2 separate regions of the Mus musculus genome follow, and region 1 is linked to region 2. The links are chromatin loops, found by intact Hi-C in ENCODE. Cell type or tissue: heart. All regions are shown on one strand. Links, peaks and the distances in the headings refer to the core of each region. The heading gives the core; the rest is flanking DNA. Region 1 overlaps Srgap2 (SLIT-ROBO Rho GTPase activating protein 2). Region 2 holds the start of Srgap2 (SLIT-ROBO Rho GTPase activating protein 2).

Region 1 (10,861 bases), core at 2,941-7,940, 180 kb before region 2:
TGATCAGGGGAGTGGAGGTTGAAGGGTTCAGTTGCTGCTGAACAGACAAGGAGCTTAGAGAGCTGAAGCTGGGGGGGGGGGGGGAATAAGTAGCCCTTTGGTGATTTAGCATAATATCAAGATTATATATAAAATCAGACCACACACACACACACACACACACACACACACTGTAATATACCAGACCACAGCTCTAAGTCTAGCAGCTTGCCTGATGGACAAAAGCCTGCCTTCTCTCCTATTGTCTTACCCAAATCTACCCCTAAGAATTCAGATAGTTTGACTTTGTTATTTTCAATCCCTTCCTCATTCTACTTCCCACTTGAGAGCTCCATACTTGGGGCTAGAGAGATGGCTCAGCAGTTAAGAGCACTTACTGCTCTTGCAGAAGACCTGGGCTCAGTTTCCAGCATGCACATGATGGCTCACAAGGTAAAGTTTTAGGGTTCCAGTGCTCTCTTCTGACCTTTAAAGCAATTGCATGCAGACAAAAACTCACACATAAACAAAAATAAATCTGAAAAAAAAGTTTTGTTTTAAGGTTTTTTGTTTTTGTTTTTTTAAAAGAACCCCATACTCCATTTTTTCAAAAAAATGTTTAGGAGACTCCAGCTTCCTAGGGCTTCGATGATTCTTGGCTAACCAGAGCAGAGAAATGGCTAAAAGGGGATGATGCGAATATACAATGGAATTCTGTCCAGCCATTGGAAAATGATTTCTGTGAGATATGGGACAACTCTTTTTAGACTAACATGAATAATATTCAGAATAAGTGATGACAGCCTAGTGGGGACAGTGAGAGTGGCATACTTGCTTGTCACACTTTATTTCTTATCATTTTGCTTTGTGGGGATGAAGAAGGAACTCACAATGTCACACAAGCTAGGCAGGCACTCTTAACTTCTGAGCTACATTCCCAGCCCCGTTTTTTACAATTCCAGTGTAATTGATTGTATTAAGGGCACTCGCTGATAGATCACCAATTGCCTATGCATAGAAAACCTCTGAAAGGACTAAATATACCAGTTTTAATCCATGGCTACAGGGAGGGAAAGTAGGTGTCAGGGGTAGGTAAGGCATGTGTACCTCCTTTTAGTTTCCTTTTGATACATTTTAGTCTTTTTAAAAGGGTGTAACAACAATGAAAAGAGGTAGACACTGGGGGATGATGTACTATATAAGTTGAGTGACAGCCAAAAAGACAAGGAGGTCAGAAAACAAGTCCCTTCTTATAATAAGGGAGGAGAGTTGCTGAGTCTTTCCTTTTAGCTCCTCAGCAGGGGACAGAGGGAAAGCCCGTGCCAGCAAGTGACTTGAGCTCTGGGTTCAGCTCTTGATGAAGGCCTTATTCAAGCTATCCATCCGCTGCACGTTTTTTTCCTTTTTCTTTTTCCCCAAAGCTTTCAAATGAGAAGGCTGGGTTAAATGATAATTAAAAGATGCTTCAAGTTTAAAATTCTATAATTTTCCACAGACTATTGCAAACAACTGATCTTTGTAAGACATACTTCAAATTTCTAATTGATGTCTCATGGACAGATTAATCTGATGACAGTAGCAAGCAGTCATAAAACTATCCAAAAGCCCACGTGGTCACTAGACATACTAGCTATGAGTCAAGCCATGATGAAGGATATCTTCACCACTTTCCAAGAGCAGGGAACTTCTAGCATATGCTGCTTTGATATTTTTTTCCTTCACTGTTTGACAAGCATAGGCAAGCCCTCTGTTTTAATATGGAGACCAGAATGTCCATTTCACTACTACTACCACCAAAAATGCCTTGCTACCAGGACATAAATTACGTGACACATATCATATCCATTCACAAAAAGTAATGAATTCTTGCAAATCTGTAACAAAGCCCAAACTCATTGCTGTTAGTTAAAGCAATGTGCCCAATTTTTGACAAGGAGCACCATGGCTAACAAATTCAGGAATGGGTTGTAGAACCCCAATGTATTGAGGTAAAAGGGGAACAGGTAGGTAGGATTTTAGAAGTCACAAGTTAGGGTAAAGTTATTTCTTTCTTAAAAATGATTTATTTTGAATTATGTGTCTATGTGTGGGCATGTGCATGTGAGTGCTGGTGCCCACAGAGGCCAGGAGAACTGGATCTCCTAGAGTTGGAGCTATAGGCAGTTATGAGCCTGCAGACATGCGTGTTGGGAGTCAAACTCACATCCTCTGCAAGAGTACTATATAAGCTCTTAAACGTGCTGAAGCATCTCAGCAGCCTTCTTGTTTTGGAACAAATGTCAACTTCTGAATATGTATGTTATAGATTTATTCAAAGAAGAAAATAATTCTGAGAAAGATTTGGTTAAGTATAGATTTTTCATATCCAAAATTTCTTGCCTTCTTCTCTTTTGTTGTTGAGTGTGTGTGCATGCATGCATATATGCCAGAGGTCTGTGTTAGTCACAGTATCTCCTTCAATTGCTTTCTAGTTTATTTTCTGAGGCAAGGACTCTCACTGAACCTGGAGCTTTCTAATCATTAGACTGGCTGGTTAGCAAGACCCAGGGATCTCCTTGTTTCTACTCCCCAGCTCTGAGATTACAAGTGTCTATGTTTCTTTTGCATGGGTTACTGGGATTCAAACTTAGGTCTTCGTGTTTGTGTGGCGTGCACTTTACTGACTAAGCCATCTCCCCAACCCTAAGCCCTAAAATTTCTTAACTTGAGGAATTCTCAAGTTTAAATTTAAAATACAAATATAAAATTTACATATGTAATATATATAAATCTAAAATTTTAAAAAATATATTTTAAAAATGGAATACAATAAGACTAGGTCACTGATATTTAATCAGCTCAGAAAGAGTTGCCAAAAATTTCTATTATTAGAAGATAATATAGTTTGGAAAGGAGGACAGTGATAGCCCCCATTGGAGTCAAGAAGCTACACATATTAAAATTAAAAGTCAGCTTGTGTAAAGCTTCCCCCAGCACCATTCGTCCTTGTTGCTGACGCACATCCACGCACTTACACACTGTACCTTTCTTATTTAGAAACACAGGAAGTCAGAATTAAAGCTCTCCCTGTATGCCTATGCCCTCATTCTCTCCTTTCTCCTCAACTTTAAGCAGTCCCAACTTGCAGCATAGAATCTGGCATACAGTAAATACACGATAAATGATTAGTGAATAACTTAATGGTTGATGCATGGATTAATAATGATGATGGTAAAATGAGTAGCAGTTACTGAGTGCCGTGAACTAGGCTATGTGTCACTCCATCCTCTGTATAGATTTGCACATGCTTAGAAGATGTAGTATAGACTGGAGACAGAGCTGTACTTCTTTCCCAGCACATAAAAGTTCTACCAAGAAACAAACAACTGCATCCCAAGCAATTTGAAAATATAATTAAATGACTTAAGTTTATAATGCAATATATACAACATCTCATTTTTGTAAATATAATTTTAAATACATGCCTCATATGAATTTATTTTCTTCTTTCTGCTTCTAAGTTTTACATAATGACCATGTTTTAAAATGTTTTTCTTTATATAACAAAAAATTTTGAGTTGTTTTAGAACAATATTCTTAAATCATATTCTTTTAAAAGTCTTCTTTGGGATTTAAAACTACAAAAACACCAAGGATTTGGAGTTTAACTAAGTGAAACAGATTTACAAAAACACCAATCAATCATGTTAGGGCTCTTAAAGAAAAAAGGAGAGTGCACAAAGAAAAAAATTAAACAAATTGTCCCAGCTGGAAGACAAATCTAATTTGCTCCATGCTGAGTGTGCTTCATGACTGGAAGACAATTGACGTCCTTTCATTTGCTCAGTGTGGATTGTCAATGGCCATGTGGTATCTTACAACTGAAAAGTCAGTTTTTCTTTTCTTGGTCATCATAAGATAAGGAAATAAATTTTGGTACAGGCAAAAGTCAGACTTGGCAAGTTCAAAACAATTTAATTATTAAACAAAAGATCAGCTAACAGCTTTTTAAAAACTATTAACTAGCTAGGCGTGGTGGCACACGCCTTTAATCCCAGCATTCGGGAGGCAGAAGCAGGTGGATTTCTGAGTTCAAAGCCAGCCTGGTCTACAGAGTGAGTTCCAGGACAGCCAGGGCTACACAGAGAAACCCTGTCTTGAAAAACCAAACCAAACCAAACAAACAAACACAAACAAACAAAAACTATTAACTTTTGTACACACAGACACACATAGATACACATCTACTCATCTAAAAGGAGATCTGAGAGAAATGAATAAAATATACTGCTCTAGAATTCTCTACAAACCCACCAAGTTGCTCATTTAAGTCTCTTTAACTTTCACCAATAATTAGAAAAAATAACTTCCTAATAATGGAACTTATATGATAATGTATTCAAATCACTTAGGAGAGACTTTAAATTTCTTAAAACAATATACATATTGGCAAAGATATTTGAATATAGTTCTCAAAAACCAATAAACTTAATTCCCTTGCCATGATCTCTTGTGAGTGAGAGGGCTTCTATACTAGCTGGTTAAAAGTTTCCCTGATTTTTTTCTAAGTGATTTCTTTAGGAGCATCCCTTTCTTTGAGGGCCCCAGAAGACACATAGAACTTGTAGATGTTTTTGCTTTAAGTGTCAAGGTGGTGTCCAAGTATGCCAGGCTCAAATCTTGTGCATTTAAAGCTTGCTTTTCAGACAGTTGGCAAAAACTCTTGATTCCAAAGCTCCTGTGGGCGTCAGTGTCTACTGATGTTCTTATAAGGCCAAAGAGTGCCCTTACCGTGAAATAAAACTGTTCCGTCTCTTGCTGGTTCGCTCTCCTCTTAGCAATGCTGGGCTTGCTCATGAATGTTTCAGAGACAGTTGATTTGACAGACTCCATGGAATTGCTATACTGGAAGCAGTCAGATACATCAAAATCCTCAACAGTCACAATGTCTTGAATGGTCTGCAGGGTGGCCTCCATTGTCTTTTTCACCTATAACCATAATGGCCAAAATAATCATGAGAAGCAGGCTTTAAAATGGCAGGTGATAGAGCAACTAGGAGGAGCTTGAGAGGAGGAATGTCTCTCTTCCCAAGAGAGGGGTAGGAAGGAAGGATGCCAGCAGATCACAGCTGCACTTCTCACTGAACAGTACTGAGTGATTGAGTGATGAACATCACAGGAACCCAGTTTCAGCTCACTGCTCTCTCCAGCAAACACCTAAACTCCACTCTTTCTCTGCTGTGTACCTTTTATGTAATGTTTACTTTCTTCAAAGAGACTTATCGTATGTGTAGATGTTTTGCCTGCATGTGAGTGTGTCATGTGATGCCTGGTTCCTGTGGAGGCCAGAAGAGGGGGTTGGAGTTGCTGGAATTAAAGGTAGGGATGGCTGTGAGCCACCATGCAGGTGCTGAAGCCAAGCCTGCGTCCTCTGCAAGAGCAACCAGTGTTTTTAACCTATTTCTTTATTATAATGAAAGTGCAAAGGGAAACAGAATAACATAATTGCAAAACAGTATTTCCAACATACTGGAGCTGATGAAAATATGTGATAGATCCTGTCCTTCAATGTTCCTGGCACTGTTTCGTGACCTTCAATCAATGAATGGGTTTGCTTTCCTATTTGCAAACTAAGTGACCCAACCCTACTTCTTAGTAAAATTAAGACTTACTAAAATACAAGAAAAAGCCATCTGAGCTCAATGGAAACCTGGATTACCTTTTTAAACTGGATTGTTTTTAAACTTTTAAAAATTGCCTTTTTAAACTGGATATTAAAAGAAAATATTCTGTGTTTAGAAAAAAAAAAGTCACCCTCCTGTAAGAGGAGAGAGATGTCTGAAGTGTCAAAGTCAAAAGGTTTCTTTTTGAAAATGCTGGAAAAAGCCAGTCATGAGTGGGTCATTTCAGAGACTTGATATTGTTCCCACAGTGGCCAAGTGCCACTTTGATTAAATGTGTAGTGGGGAGGGGCATTTTGTAAAAGCCTAAAATAGAGCACAACCTTTGGCAATGTACGAACAACTTCCTGAATTTCAAGGGCAGGATGTAGCAGCAGGGAAAGCGCTAGCCTCTATTTGGCCAGGAAATCTCTGCAATAGCCTGGACATTCTCTGCATGCTCCTTCTACTTGCCCCTGATGGACAGCCATAAGTAGTTCAACAAGGAAACAGTGGCTCCGAGCTTCCTAGGAAGGAAACACACCTCTTCATTCTCAATCTTCAAAGTGGATAAGCGAGACTGCAGCTGTTGGCATCTCTGCACCAGCTCACTCTGGACAGGCTGCTGGGCACAGAGTTGAGAGGCCTGTCAGAAAAAGCAACAGAAGGTCAGGAAGAGGACATATATCTTTTGAGGACTCCAGAGTTCTCACTACTGCTCAAAACAATTTACATTGTATTGCATCCCAACTACTGGAAGGCTTGCAGTTTCTATGAGCAAAAAAAAAAAAAAAAAAAGTATGCATGTGAACTTCTAGACCAAAGGATATGTGAAAGGGGAGGAGAATCTATTTGGAAAGACTGTTTCTCTCTTTGTAACTCAAAGGCAGGCAGGTGGTTGGCAGGGTAGGTCTAGCAGCAGCTGCTGATTCAGGGAATTCTGAGGAGGCTAGACAAGAGTGTTTCAAGAAGCCCTTGGTTCAGAAACCCAACACTTTGGCACAGTGAAGTTCCTGCCAAAGGTCCAAGTGGTCACCTCTCTGGCTCTTCCCTCCTCCCACTTCATACACTAGAGTTAAAAAGCAGGAGAGAAGTGGGCCAAGAAGCTAACTTGCTGCTGCTGGCAGCATGTATGTTTATAAATCTGGGTCATGCACGAGAGCTTTGAGCCAATGGGAAAGAGTTTATGTGAATTTGGGAGCAAGTTCATAAGCTCAAGTTAGAGAGCCCCAGAGGGCATGAGATCTGACAGGAGGAACTTGATATCTTTAAATAGCCATCATTGTATCCCACTAGGTGTGAGATCCCCTGTACCCCCATCCCCAATTAACCAACTCTATCTTCTGTGAAGGAACAGCTGACGTAGAGTCTATAGATAAAGGTGAGGCTATGGTATGAGGTAATCCGATCTCCTGGATGACGGATGACAGGCAGAAGGCTAGGAAGTGAAGGATAGGACCCATGTGGAGGAAGTGCCTGTCACTTTATTATCAAGTGTCCTTTAGCTCTTACCAGAAGAGACATATGGATAGAATTTGGCTCTGTTATCCTCAGCAAAGACTGAGTATATTCATATATTTGTAAACCACTCTCTTACTCAAAAAAAAATAAAACTTCTCTTTAAATGGAGGAGACTGGAAATTGACCTTTTTCCCCTTTGGTATTTAAGATTCCAACTGATTTGATCTCTTCTTCATCTGAGAGGCTTGTTCAAGATTTGGAGCTGATTTCACTATGGCTTTTAGAAGTAGACATAATGGAGAAAGCTTGTTGGCCAGATGGGTTACTGCCAAGAATGAAATTTCTGTTTCTGGCCCTGATGTCACCAGTTGTGCATCCAGTGCCCTCAAACCTCTGGGTGCACCAAGAGTTGAAACAGGCACCAAGTCCTAGTGCATCCAAGAGCAGCTGCCATCTGCCATATCTGCAGTCCGAGAACACCAGTGTAGCTAATTCCAGAGCTTCCATTAAAATGCTACCTGAACTTTGGCCCCATTTAAAGGACTTCCAGGCAGCTCCTTTCTTCTGCCTACAAATATCCCACAATGAGGCAGAATGCCTGTTAGCAGGATGCAAGAATAACTTGACATCTCATCTCTAAGCCAGAATGGGAAATTCTGGCCCCTTTTCTGGCCAAGCCATGAATCAGCTGTATCACATACTGGGCAAAAGAATGAACTATTATTTTTTAAAGTCACCCTGGCCTAGAATGGAAGAATTAGAGAAAAAAAAATGTCTCCAATCCTGTTTCTTTAAGGAGCAGCAAAGCTGCTGATGCATGCTTTGTCAGTGATCTCTAGCCAGGATGCAAGGTAATGCACTCCATCTGTGCTTTAGAGTATGGAAATGTGGTTCTGACTGGGCAAGGAGGGGGACTGAGTACCCATCATTTGGATTCCCATTTATGGAGACATGCTGTTTGGCTCAGAAGAGAACTCAGATAACACCAGAAAATCAACCAATCCACTCAGATAGTCCCAAGTTCCATTTATTCAGAGGAAGGAATCTCAATGGCAGCTGGAGAATGGGTTTAGAAGACAACTATAAACAGAAATCAAAGCAGGTGAGGAATGGGGCTTCCTGGAGGTTGGTGATGCCCCCTCCTAACTGTAACACGATGCTGTCTTAGTTTTCCATCGGTCTAGATGCTGACATCTACTCAGCCACAGCAATGGAAACAAACTGTAATGGGTTAGGTTTTCCCCAAGAAGAAGAGGAGAGAAACCACTTCATATTTTATATATAAAACAGAGAAGTACCACTCCACTGTGGTCAGTCTATGACAGTAAACTGTCTGATTAGCATACTATTGATTATCAGGCTAGAGCAAGGTTTCTAAAGAGTCTAGATTCTAATCCAGGCAAGCACTACTCCTGGCAAGAGTACCTTGCAGATTTGTGGTGTCCTCTCATCTACTCCTTGTGGTCTCACTAACTACTGTGGGGAGCTGAGGTAGCTTTTGAGAGAGTCTAAAAGAGTGGATGAAGTCCTGAATGAATGTGTATTGTTGACAAGGGCATGGTCATGTCAAGGACCAATGCCATACTCTCCATCCAAGCTAGCAGAACCTACCCGACCCCAGCTTTTCTGTACATGTGCCTGCTTTTCTTCATTCCCTGGTCACCCCAGTCAGGTCTCTAGGACACAGCTACTTGGGACAGGGTGGAATATTCTCTGGGAGAACCATCCACCCTACAGCTCAGGACAGCTGGATTAGATGGAACATGAACCTAGGCTCAAGGATAAGCATATCAGTTAAAATCAAAGAGATATACTACAGGGTCTGAAAGAATAGAACAGTTTATCTGACAGGAAACACCCTCTCCTTCAGATGTAATAAAACTATATACAACTCTAGTGTGGGGTATTGGGCTACACACAGACAGTCTGGTTTCCAGTCGAGTTGAGGTCTGAACCCTAGGACCAGGTGGTGATAATTCACCTACATGGGACGGAAGGAGTTCTCTCATATCTCCTGGACTCAAGGCTCCTGTCGAAGTTACCATCCCCTCAGACCCCACAGAAGAAGCATGGTTAGTAGTCTCATAGGCAATGTCTCAGTCCCAAGCTTCTGACCTTCAGGCTAAACTCCTCCCCAGTTACCTAGCAACAGTAAAGATAACAGCATACCATAAGAGGGGCTGTTTGGCCCCTCCTCACTCTCTTGCTTTCTTGCTCTTACTCCCCTTACTCTTACTCTCTCCTTGTCCTCTCCTCTCCTCTCCTTTCCTCTCACTCTCTTCTTCTTCCTCTCTAGCCTTTCTTCTCTCTCTCATTTTCCCCCTTCTCTCCTCTTGGCCATGGCTGGTCTCTCTCTCTCTCTCTCTCTCTCTCTCTCTCTCTCTCTCTCTCTCTCTCTCTCTTTTACCTTCTCTCCTTTCTCCCTGCCTTTCTACAATAAAACTCTAAAACCACCGGACTGTCTCTGTTCATCAAGGCCTGCTGCGCTTACTCTCACCTGTGTGGGAACCTCTCTCCCTCTACCCTCTCCCTCACCCCCTCCCCTTGTTCATCCCCAGTCCAGTGGGGCCAGTGGGTTAGATGCCCACCCGGGGCCAAGTGGAAAGCATCTGGCAGCCCTCCCACGTCTGCCTGTCCAGAGCATAGGAGGAACTATGGCCAGACGTGGGCTATCCTCCCTCCCTCCTCTTTCCTCACACCCCCTTTTAGTTCCCACACTCTAGTACATTCAAGTCCCTTTGGGGGAAATGTACAATATAGGGAATGGCCTTACCATATCTCCCATGTGGGGCTGGAATTCAAATTTCATAGGGGGGCAAAAAACATTGTTGTACATCTCCATGAGCCGTTGCTTGTCACTGGTGGCATCTAGGTTTTCTACTGCATTTTCAATAGCATCCAGACCTTCATGTTTTGACTGTTCCAGATTTAATTCAGCAGATAGGAAAGTGCGTAGAGCCCGGTTCAGGCTAGCATGGTAGCCTAGGTCACAACATTGCTGTGGGAAGGAGAAGGCACATAAGCACACCACAGACATCTCAAGGTCTGACAAGAAGGGAAGTGGTCTTGGGGTAGATCTGACCATATCAAGGTGACTGACTGTAACAGGAAGGAAGCTGAGATTACAATGTCAAAACCTGGGTAAGATTCCTTAGTTCTTGCTCCCTAGTTCACTGGTTAGCACACCATGCAGGGCACTAAGGTGGTTAGACAGAAGAAGATTCATAAAAAACAATGATAAGAGTTAACCAAATGATGTTTCATAAAAATGAGAATGTCCACAAGTTAGAGAATTCCGTTCTGTTTTCTGGTTTGTCTGGGGAATGCCATAACAACAAAATTCAACAACAATAATAATACTGCCTGCTATGATTCTCTGAGGGTTCCTGTGGTTAGAAGTCACTACATAGCAAGCTTTCCAGGCCAATGGAGCAGCCAGGAGTCAAAAATCTGGAGTGCTGTACCAGCAGTAAATTCACATATACTCAACTCTAGGTAGGTGGGAGAAGGAGAGAACAGAAGGTTGGTTGAGTCATGACATTAACTTTCAGTGATCTGGGACAAGCCTGAGCTGAAGAAAGCTAAACCACAAAGTCCTAAATATAAGTGTAACTGGGAAGATTCTTATCATGCTTTTGATTTTCAACAACAAAAATGAAAAGAAGAAAATGAAAGAGGCAATTGTAGGGGTTGGGGAATGTAGGTCAACTGGAAAGGGGTGTGTCTAGCATGCATGGAGACTTAGGTTTGATTCCCCCAGCACTGTGTAAACGGACTGTGGG
Region 2 (10,812 bases), core at 5,813-10,812:
AACAATTCAGCAATTGTTTAAGACATAGAAAATATATTAATTAATATAATTACTAAAAGTATAAAATTTTATTGTTAATAAAATACAATGCTCATATTAAGAACATAACAAAAATATAAATGCATATATTAAAACTTTAAAAGTTATTGAGATAGTGATTATAAAAATATAGATGTGCAGACTTATAAAATATTGGTATAGAACATGTTTTAAGAAAGAAAATCTTAGCCAGGCAGTGGTAGCACACGCCTTTAATCCCAGCACTTGGGAGGCAGAGGCAGGCGGATTTCTGAGTTCGAGGCCAGCCTGGTCTACAAAGTGAGTTCCAGGGCAGCCAGGGCTACACAGAGAAACCAAAAGTAAAGAGAGAGAGAGAGAGAAAGAGAGGGAGAGGGAGAGAGAGAGGGAGAGAGAGAGAGAGAGAGAATCTTAGGGGCTGGAGAGATGGCTCAGCTCCTTTTCCAGAGACCTCAGTTTGATACCCAGTACCCACATGATGGCTCACAACCTTCTGTAATTATAGTTCCAGGGGATCCAACACCCTCTTCTTGCCACTGTAGATACCAGGCACACATGTGGCGCAAAGACATACATGCATGCAAAACACACATACATACAAAAATAAAAATGTTAAATTTTAAAAATAGAGTAAGAAAACACCTATGTTCGTTGCAGCATTATTCCAACAGGTAAAGGGTAGAAGTAAGCAAGTACCCATCAATAAATGACTGAAAAACCAAATGTGACAGATCCAGTGACACAATGAGTATCATTCCACCTTAAACACATGGCAACATGGCTGAGCCTTAAGGAAAATAAGCCAGTTACAAATGGGAAGTGCTGTATGATTCCACTTATATGAGGTGCCTAGAGTTGGAGACAGACAATAGAGGGGTGGGGGCCTGGAGCAAGAGATGGAGAGTACAGGGTTACTATTTGGTGGGTTTAGAGCTTCTAATCTGCAAAAATGAAAAGAGTTTCATGGATAGATGATTGATAATGGCTGTAAAACAATGTCAACATAGTTAATGACACTGAACAGTAAACTCAAGAAAGGTTAATATAAGAAACTTATGTGCATTTAACCACAGTTTAAAAAAAAAAGAAATGAGAGTTTCTACACATTGTCATTCACCTTCAATTTTTAAAGCTCTCCTTATTTTTTTTCAAACTAAGTTTCTTCAAAAGTAACTTTCTGAGATTCCCCACTGAAGCTAACAGTTCTCTTGAATTTTATTACTAGAAATCATACACTGACTGTTTTTCCTTTCAGGACAACGGTGTATTTTCCTAATGTAGCCATCAGAAGTCTAGGATGTGGGGTAGACATGACTCCCCTAAAAAAAAAGGCTTTATTGCAGAAGGGGAGCTTTACAGGGACCACACTTGGCAGACAGCAGGATTTGAAAAGTCAGCATCTGGGAGCTAGCTGATGCTGAAAATAGACCAAACCAGGTCATATTCTATAAACTTCACAAGGGCTTATCTTTAGCTTTTAGCCTGAGTGGTATAAAATCAATGAGATCCCAAAGGGCTTCTCCCAAGGAAATGTCCGTCCTATCCTTCCTAGAGATGAGTGCCTGTCATGGTAAAGGTAAGGAGTATTGCTAGGCAGCTCCCCTTCACTGCTGGTTTGCATAGTCGTATGGCATAGCCTAGCTCCTAGCTTTCCTACAGGGCCCTGCAACTCTGGGTGCCTGAATTTTCCCAAAGAGTTTCATTTTCTTTTAGGAGTCCACATTATTGCTGAGTTTCTATGTTCCCTAAATGAGGGAAGAGCACTCAGTCATCTCCCAGGAAGATGATAGCATCTGTTCGAGGATTCCAAAGAGATGGTTTACTGCAGCTTTTCACAAACTGATTATATTTAAAGTTCCCTTGGGGTGTAAGCTAGTGGAGGTTGGGAGGAAAGACACTTTAGGGAAAAGACCTTTGCTGGCATAAGCTAGGAACTTCTCAGCCCTCCCCTGAGAACAAGTCTGTTTAATACCCCCAATTGGCATTCCCAAGCATGAGTGCACACACAATATGGCTAGAACTGAAATCTCATCTTCGGCTCCCAAAGGGTACCAAAGAGTTAAACTGTTCCAGGAAACTGATTTGTTCTTTTCCTATCAAAATGCTCCATGAGCAAATTATAAAAAGTTCATTTCTCTCTGTCTATAATAGTATACACTGTAATCCCAACTTTTGGGAGGCTAAGATAGGAGAATCACTGTGAGTTCATCCAACCTGAGTTATATATAGTTAAGACCCAATCTAGGCAGATCTCTGAGTTTGAGGCCATCCTAGTCTATACAGAGAGTTCCAGAACTACATAGGGACACCCTGTCTCAAAAAAAAAAAAAACAAAAAACAAAAAAAAAACAAAGAACAACAACAAAAGACCCTGTTTCAAAACATAAAAATGATAATAATTTTACTCCTTAGCTTTATGGTGCACAAAGGTGAATAGAGGGGGAGTGGGGAGACAACCTTTAACACCTAATTAAGAGAGTACCTAGAGGTATTGTGGACAGTAATATGAATTCACCCAAGTCCCACCCAGACAATTACCTCTATTCTATGTCCCACTCTTCACTATGCAGTGTTTAAGTGCCAATAAAGATGCTAACAGGCTAGAGGTCAAATGTACCAGTTTCCAATCATGAATCTCATCAAGGCTGTCAAGAATTTCCAGAAATTCCTGTACATAAAAGTACTTTATAAAATAAAAAATAGAAATAAGAAAACTATGCAAGAAGACTAAGAATATTAGTGCTTTTGGGTTGGACACTGAAAGACATGAACTTTTCAAAGGAATCCAAACACCCACAAAGCAGAAACAGTGGTTGTTTTTACATAGCCACATAGCAGACTGATTAAGGGAGCATTTCTCCTGCCCCTGAAAACCATACTGAGGTAGGACTGCTACTGAAACCTCAGAAATTCCTCAGAGCACATGCAAGCAGGTGCTTTTAAGGAATAATAGCATGAGAGAACAAAATCATAGAAGAGAGTCCAAAGTCTACTGAAAGTCTACTTGGTTCAAACAATTCTGACTAAAAAAACAGAGATACATACAATATTTTCAGACAATTTGCCTATCATGCATAAAAGGAAATTAATGTTCAAAGAGTATGGGAGATTTTTAGTGGAGATGGATTTGTTTTGTTTTTGTTGTGTTGTGTTGTGTTTCTGAAACAGGGCCTCACTCTACTCCAGGCTGGCCTCAAACTTCCAAAGTTCTTCTACCTCAGCCTCTCAACTACCAAGATTACAGGCATGAGCCACCATGACTGGCCAAAGGATTTAAATGACAGGTACATGACACATTTTGTTATTCCTCAACAAACTTCAACTAGAACTGATTCATTCCTACTATGGTTTCCTATCATTTAACAGCTGGTGCTTAGAGAGTGAACTCTCAAGGCAGCCTGACTAATTGGCAAGTAGACTATACAGTCATTGAGTACTCACAGGTGCCAGATACTGAGCTACAAGAAATCTGCAGACTAGCTAGCTCCTTTATTCCTCATAGGAATAGGAAACGCACACTATTTTGCCAATTTTCCAATTAAGAAACTGAGACTCGGACAAGACATGTAACATAGTAGAACAAAGGTTTAAACCTGGATTCTCTGCCTCTAACACTTTTACTTTTAACGGACACACCAAATTGATAGCTGTATAACATTAAAAAAAAATTTCTTGGCATCTATAAGAGAAGTCTGGCAGTATCATGAGTTACTTCCACAGAATTCATAAAACTCAGAAACTCTGCTTGTAGAGGGTAGGGGCTCACACCTGTATTCCCAGACTCACAAGTCTGACTCAGGAAAACTGCCATAAATTCAAGGTCAACCTGAATTACAGAGTGAATTCTGGGCTACCACAGCCTACACATTGAGACCCTGTCTCTAAGAAGCAAAACGAACAAACAGAACACAATTTTTTGAAAGCCCAAATTCTTAATTCTGACAGGTGAGGTAGTAAGTCACAGTGCCAACCCCAAGCCAAGATCCCTTGAATTTAAATTATAGAGTCTTCCACCATATATGGTTCTAGAAATGTAAGCTCCATAGGGGTCTGGCATTCTGTCTTCTTGACTGATGTAGAAAAGCCTAGAACACATACTAAGCACTCAACAAATAATAAATAAAACAAGGAAGGTGCCACTTTTGACTGTATGACCTTGAAAGGGTTTTTTCCCTCTCATAACCTCAGTTTCCTTAGATGACAATACTTCCTGGAGAGAGGTGACAATTACATAGACCACTCACTGGGGTGCCATGGTACATGATGAACACCCAAAGTAAACTGTTAGCACACGGCTGCTATACATCACTATTACAGATCACACACACTTGCCTTAAGAATTGTTTTCACCATGAACAGATGATATTTTTACTGGGAAGGTACAGAAGTCTGTCAAACTACTCCTACCTTCTACACAGCTACCACCTAGCTGTGTGACCTTGAACAAACCTCTCCAGTTCTCTACCTCCTCCTCAGCTGTAAACTGAGGGACTAAACCAAGTCAGTTCCAAAAGCATTCATGGGTACCTCCTCCAGCGAGAACTCAGGGTCAGCCACCTACCAAATTCTACATTCCTGAATAGTCAATGGAAAAATATTCACACACACACACTCACACACACACACACACACACACAAAACGGTCTCTAGTCTGTGGCAGGGTTGAAGAGAAACTCCAAATAGCTAAGTGCATTACATCATCTCAATGAGCAATATTTGTAAATACGCAAAGTACTTAATTTTTGAGACACTCATAAGAAGCCTATTACCAATTTTTAAAAAATCAGCAAATTCTGATACCTGTTAGCCCTGAACCTTAAAAAAAAAAATCACCAACATATAAAAAAATCACTTTTCATCTTAGTCAAATGTGTGCTTATGGAGAACCACCTGGGAAAGACAAAGTTATTAACACTCCCTATGGCAACAGTTAAGAATAGGATGTATTTTTTCAATGATATATCTGGCTAAAACCACAGGGAGTGCATTACAAGAGCAGAATGTGCTGCATCTGGACAGGACATAGAGGCCAGTGGCCATTGTTTACAAAAACAGGCTGGGATTATGAATAATGACAAGAGGCCAGGACCTCAGTTATAACTCACAACCACACCTCTCTCAATTCCAATCCAACTGGAGCTCTCAGCATTCAACTACCCCATTCTTGTAATAAATCTGACCAATATTTGCAGTCAAATGGATTGAAGGTCCCTTAGGGCATCTCCTGCATTGACCAAACTGATAATATATATTCTAAAAAAAAATCCTGAAGACACAATGATGACTTCAAACTGCCTTTCAACCTTCTAAGAGATAAAAGGGACTACCCATTTCACACTCTCCCTCTAACCCACATCCAAGGCAATCATCAGAGGGGAGACATGGTCTTTACCAAGTCCTCTAAGATAGAAAAAGGTCTCCTTGCATTGGTGCAGGGAATGGAGTAGGGGCCCCTCCCTCTCTACTCTGAAACAAAGGAAAAACCCAGAGTTCCAACCATGTGGTTTAACATTCAAGGCCACCCACCTCTCCCACTTCCCAGCTAAGGTCTCAATGAACTGTAGCCACATGGCTCTTCCCAGTGACTGGTCAGAAAGGGGCAGTGCCTTGCACAAACACAGACTAGGGCTCCTTCACTGGCATGACACCTCCTAAGGGAAATGCCCGAGAAGGGAAAGCCATGTGGGTATAGGTTTCGATTTGAGAAGCCAATTTAAGCAGTGGACTAGATGAGGAGACAACACTTGATTTCTCCAGGTCCACATTCTGCCTTATCCCTTCACGTTTTTGCTGAAAGGAAATGGACCTTTAAAAAGCATGTATTCTGGAGCAGAGGGCAACAACGCAGAAGGGTTAAACAATTATGTCTTCCTATTTTCCAGTTTCAGCACCACTCTGAGAACCTAACAGCCTAACTCTGTTAAGGTTTAAGTGAGGGGTGGAAACCAGTTTGGATGGCCTTATTCTTTCTGGTCTGTGATCTTTGATTGTATGCAGGGTGACCACGGGCCAGACAAGTACTAGGTACACCCAATATGGCTAGGGACTTCCTGAATTCAGTGTCTTGGCAAATCTCAAGCTTTAATACAGTACCAGAAAAACCCCACCTCTCCCAGGTCTCTCCAAATGGTTTCCCCTTCCCAAGGTTGCCTTTCCACCTGGGCTTCTCTACAACCTTTGAAATAAATGTCCAAACACCTGTCAGATTTCAGCTGTCCTTCAAGGAAGCTTGACTCAAGACACCCAAAGGCAAATAGCAGCTTTTTTTCTCTCTCTCTCCCCGGAGAACCTCCTGCCCCTCCCCCACCCTGCCCAGCCTTTGGGAAAAAACTGCCAAATTAATGGTCAGCCCCACAAAGATATTCCTAAAGCCCTCTTCTAGTGCCTATGGCCCCTGACACTGCTGATCCACCTATGAAACCACCTCTGGGGTCAACTTACCACCTGCTCCACCCAAGAAACAAACGCCCTGAAAATTGGGGTGGAAACGCATGCTTCACCAGTCCGCAGAACATATGCTTTATGCTAATTTTCAAAATCCTTACCTTTGACCTGAGTATCGTACTCTGCGATGATCTCCTTATCCTTTTTGAATTTGGCTGGAGACGTCATGTTTTCCTTCTTTCTTCCAAATCCGAATTGTGAATTGATAGATCCACGGGAAAAATCCAACCACTGATATCAATGCCTCCAAGGCCACTTCTCCCACAGGCAGAGAAATGCCCCGCGGTGGTATCCAGAGCTCCAGGAGAACACGAGCGGCGGGATGGGCAGCCGGCTACTGCACACACATGCAGACTGTGGGCGCTGAGGCCGGGGGTGGGGAAGTGGGGGGCGGCGGCGGCTGGCTTAAGTACTAAAGCCCTAACCACAACCGCAGCATTAACCAGGAGAACTGCAGCGCCCGGAGGCTGGCCTGGGGTCTGACATCAACGACACAGGCTGGGAGTGGAAGTCCTTCCGCACAACATGGTGTAGGGGATGCGGGGGTGTGGACGCGCCCAGCTGTGTCCCTAGGAGGGAGTGGGTTTGTCTTGGGGTGCCAGAGGAGGGCTAGGCGTTCTTCGCGGGATTGTGTGTGTGTGTGTGTGTGTGTGTGTGTGTGTGTGTGTTACCAGCTCAAAGATTCTGCAAATCAAATCCCAAAAGGGTGCCGCTGCAGCGCAGAGTGGGTCGGAAGTCTTTGCTCCGGTTCACTAGCCTGTAAATGCAAGAAAAGGGGGGAGGGGGCGATCAGTCGGAGGGAAGATCCTAATCGCAACAGGGGTGGGGTCGGGGATGACACTCCAAGTCCAGCTTTGGCCCATTCATCTTGGCCTAACAACGCCCGCTCCGCCCGAAGACCCGGCGTGGCGATCAATGTAGGGAGGAAAAATGTTCCCTCCAGGTTTTAAGGCAGAAAGAGAACACTTTGGAGCAGCCGGCAGCGCGTGCTCCGGGCGGAGACTGCGGCGGGAAAGCTGAGCTGCGGGTGGGGACTGCGGCACCTCGGCGCTTTCCCAACCCTGCTAGCCCAAGAGGGGTCCTCCCGCCTAGCCCGCGACGCGGCCCCTGACCTCCGGCTGGGGCACCTCCCAGACATCTACAGGATCCATACCAGAGGGGACAACCAGATGGGCACAACTTTTCTTCCCCTGCCACCCCTCCTCCCAGTTGTTTTGTTTTTGGTAACTAGCTTCTCCTGGCAGCAAAACCGGGGAGGGGGGTGAGGGGGGTGGAGGGGGGACGCTGCAGGAAGGGCCCGCTCCGCACGGGACATCCAGGAAAACAATGTGGTCGGCAGAAGCAGGAAACGAGCTAGAGGCGAGGGTCTAAACCGGGAAAACCCGGAGATGGGAGGCGGCAGGCGGCGGTAGCCTTCCCCAAGCCAGGTATGAGAGTGACTCTAAATGGCACCCCCCCCCCAGTATTTTTTTTGTCCCCCAAGCCTAGGGATCACAAATACCGCACCCAATCCCAGTCGGGTGGGAGGCATCAGTGAGAGTCGCTCCGGGAGGCGCGAGAGGCGGCGGCAAGGAGGCTGAGGGAAGAGCTCCAATGCTGCGGCGGGCCCCTGCCTCCTAGGCCGCCCTGTCCCCGCCGGCGCACAAGCGGCTCCAGGCAGTGTCGCCTACTCCCGGCGGCTGGAGGAAGGGCCGCGCGCAGGAAGAGCGAGCAGAGGCCGCGCGGTGCGGGAGGACAGGAAGCAGGAGGCGGGCGTGAGGTGGGGTCCTGAGGCAGGAGAGAGCCCGGGCCAGCTCGAGCCGCCCAAGCTTGGACGACCAGAGAGGGCGCCGAGAGGACGGCTTTGGGGGCGAGGCAGTGAGGGAAACCGCGGTGGACCGCTGCAACGTGAAGTGTAGGATGTTGGCAACTTTCGGGACCCGCATGAGGTTTGGGTATCAGAGTGGGTGGAGAAGCCCTGGGAGACAGACTGGAGGGCTGGACGGAGAAAGCACCCTGCAAGCCGTGAGGAACACCCCATCTTTCCGGGTCCTGGGCTGGCAGCCAAGGCTAGGAGACCAGGGACGAGACCAGCGGACCGTTACGGCGAGGCCCCTAGGTGGACCCGGCCAACCGTGTGCAAAGGGGCTGCGGGAGGGCGGTGTCGCCGCGTGAGGACCGTCCTCGGCAGTGCAGGGATGGGCGGAGAGATGAACAGTCCCGAGAAGTATTATGGGCTGCACTGGGGGATTTGGAGGGCCGGGGAGGGCGGTATGAGGACCGCGGGCGGCGACACGGCTAAGGCGGCGCCGAAAGCAGCAGCATCCGCAACGCGTCCACCCGCCCAGTCCCGGTTTGTTCAGTCAGAGCAGCAGCAGCCGGGCGTACGGGGAGGGAAGGGGAGAAGGAGCCTTTACCTGGCTCTGCCGCGACCGGTCCCAGGCCCAAGGTTCCGCTTCCCACTTAGCGTTCTCCTCCCCGCCACCCTCTTCTACGCAGTTCGGCCCCCCAGTTCCCTAAGGAGACTCCGCCAACTCCGCAAGACCCCGCCGGGAAGCTGAACCCACCCCTTTGCCAATCACCGCCCGCCTAATAGCGACTGACGGGGACTATAGCCAATAGGAACAACTGATCCATAGACGCCAGGAGTAGAGGCGGGGCTGACGAAACTTAGAGGTGTGGCGAACACTAGCTGCCTAGGCGCAGTCCTAGAGTGAGCTCCTCCCCGGCCTGTGGAAGCCTAAAGTAAAGCTGATGGGCGGGATAAAATGGAAGCGACAGCCAAACACAAACTCTCAAGAGAAGACGGGACCAATCGGACCGGGAAAGGGAGGAGGGAAGTTCAGCCAATAAATAGTAGAGAACGGCCTGGACCTTAGTGTATCCACCAATAAGAAACTCGGGGTGTGTCTTCCAAGTTCACAGGGGGGAGGGTTTAAGCCGAGCAGATGCTGGCCAATGATCTTAGGGGCTGAGCTAATATTAACCAATCAGAGAGCCGATCTGATATCGGCACCGTTACTGGGGCGTGGCCTCTGAGCTCACGTCAGGAGAAGGCCCTTGGCCTTCCAATGTGGGTCTGGGGCAAATTCTAGTCCTCCCAATCCCTGCTCGGCGCAGGCAATTCAAACTGACAGCGGGTTAGAAAAAGCAGAGAAAGCGGAAGAAAGAGCAAAACCCGGCGTGTTCGCTGACTGACTGCAGCGCGAACTGAGCCTATTCCGAGGCTTCTCCCCTCCACCTCGCTACACCGCTGCTCACTTCGGAGCGACCGCTGTGGAAGAGACCTTACGGGTTACGGGCCGCAAGTGCGAGAGCTCGGCCGGGAGAGGACGCCGAGAGCCGTGGTGCAAGGGAGAAAGCCCACGGGCGAGCTCCGAGAAGAGGGAGCGGGACGGGGCCAGAGCCCGCGTGGAAAGGGCTGAGGGGCGTTGAATCCTACGAAGAAGCCGCGTGGAGCTGAGCAAGAATTGGAGCGCTCTGCGGGCGGAGCTCGCGCTGGGAGTGGTCAGAGAGGCGAGGCTTTAAAGGGAAGAAGCCCGCTGGGAACTGGGAAATCGCCCAATTCCGGAGCCGGGGTCGGAGCTGAAGAGTAGAAGATTCTTGAAGACCAGAGAAAGTTAAACCTGTTGCGGAAGTTTCCCTTCAACTCCACTTGTCTCTCCCCACCTTGAACTCCATTTCCCTTCCCTCCCCAAGTCAAAAGGAAGTAAAATTTGCTCTTCCTACTCAATAAATACTAAGTTTCCCTTTCCACCAGGAAAATAGGACTCTCTTCCCAGTTTTAGAGCGTAGAGAACGAGAGGCCTTCCGTCTTGATTGTTAGCCTGAGGAAATCAAAGTTTCCCCTTTCAAAATTCTGCACCTCTTTCAACGTGGGACGCTATGTCTACCAACAACTGTACTTTCAAAGACCGATGCGTATCCATCCTGTGTTGCAAATTCTGTAAACAAGTTCTCAGCTCTAGGGGAATGAAGGCTGTTTTGCTGGCTGATACTGACATAGACCTTTTCTCTACAGACATCCCTCCTACCAAGTAAGTCTGACGGGTGGCCCTTTAGCTGGACAGTGGATGGCATGGGTCCCTGGGAGTCAAGGTTATCATTTGGTGTTCTAGCCACTCCCACCAGTCTGATGATTCCCTTGGAGTTTATCTAAGTGGGCAGACTGTCTGGACAAAGCCTGTGGTTTGCCCAGCGTGGTCAGTACTGAGGTCACTCTTCCAGGCCCTTAGAGTCATGTGTCTGTGCATCCCTTATGTTGACTCTTAAGGCTCAATGCCATGTCCAAACACCCTTCCTCACTGAAGCAAGTCTTTAACAGCCACTTGGAAAGAAGTGTGTAATGATTCATTTAAAGTGAAATTCATG

The links. A loop is a pair of places that touch in the nucleus more often than their neighbours do. Peaks named below come from ENCODE experiments on the same cell type or tissue, not always from the same donor. Only the 100,000 strongest peaks of a DNase experiment are listed, where the experiment ranks them.
Region 1: a loop joins it to region 2, with 3 times the contacts of the local background. A loop is called at or near these places in 9 of 42 quality-filtered maps.

What each region holds. Positions count from the first base shown.
Region 1 is chr1:131,339,600-131,350,460 of GRCm38, forward strand. Srgap2 (SLIT-ROBO Rho GTPase activating protein 2) reads right to left here. Exons shown (of 23, transcript NM_001081011.2): 8 at 9,853-10,077; 9 at 6,163-6,264; 10 at 4,750-4,947. All of the region lies in intron 1 of Gm51644 (a long non-coding RNA gene), which reads left to right. Among named protein-coding and RNA genes, the nearest start is that of Ikbke, 65 kb to the left of the region's middle. In heart, for the core only: a CTCF peak has its summit at 5,310 (motif pointing right); DNase peaks (open chromatin) are centred at 6,062 and 7,492; H3K27ac peaks cover 385 bases.
Region 2 is chr1:131,518,375-131,529,186 of GRCm38, forward strand. Srgap2 (SLIT-ROBO Rho GTPase activating protein 2) reads right to left here and starts at 8,987. Exons shown (of 23, transcript NM_001081011.2): 1 at 8,859-8,987; 2 at 6,564-7,219. The coding sequence starts at 6,630. Fam72a (family with sequence similarity 72, member A) reads left to right here and starts at 9,529. Exons shown (of 4, transcript NM_175382.4): 1 at 9,529-10,478. The coding sequence starts at 10,327. In heart, for the core only: CTCF peaks have their summits at 8,143 and 8,347; DNase peaks (open chromatin) are centred at 6,947, 8,177, 9,237, 9,927 and 3 weaker places; H3K4me3 peaks cover 5,000 bases; H3K27ac peaks cover 4,630 bases.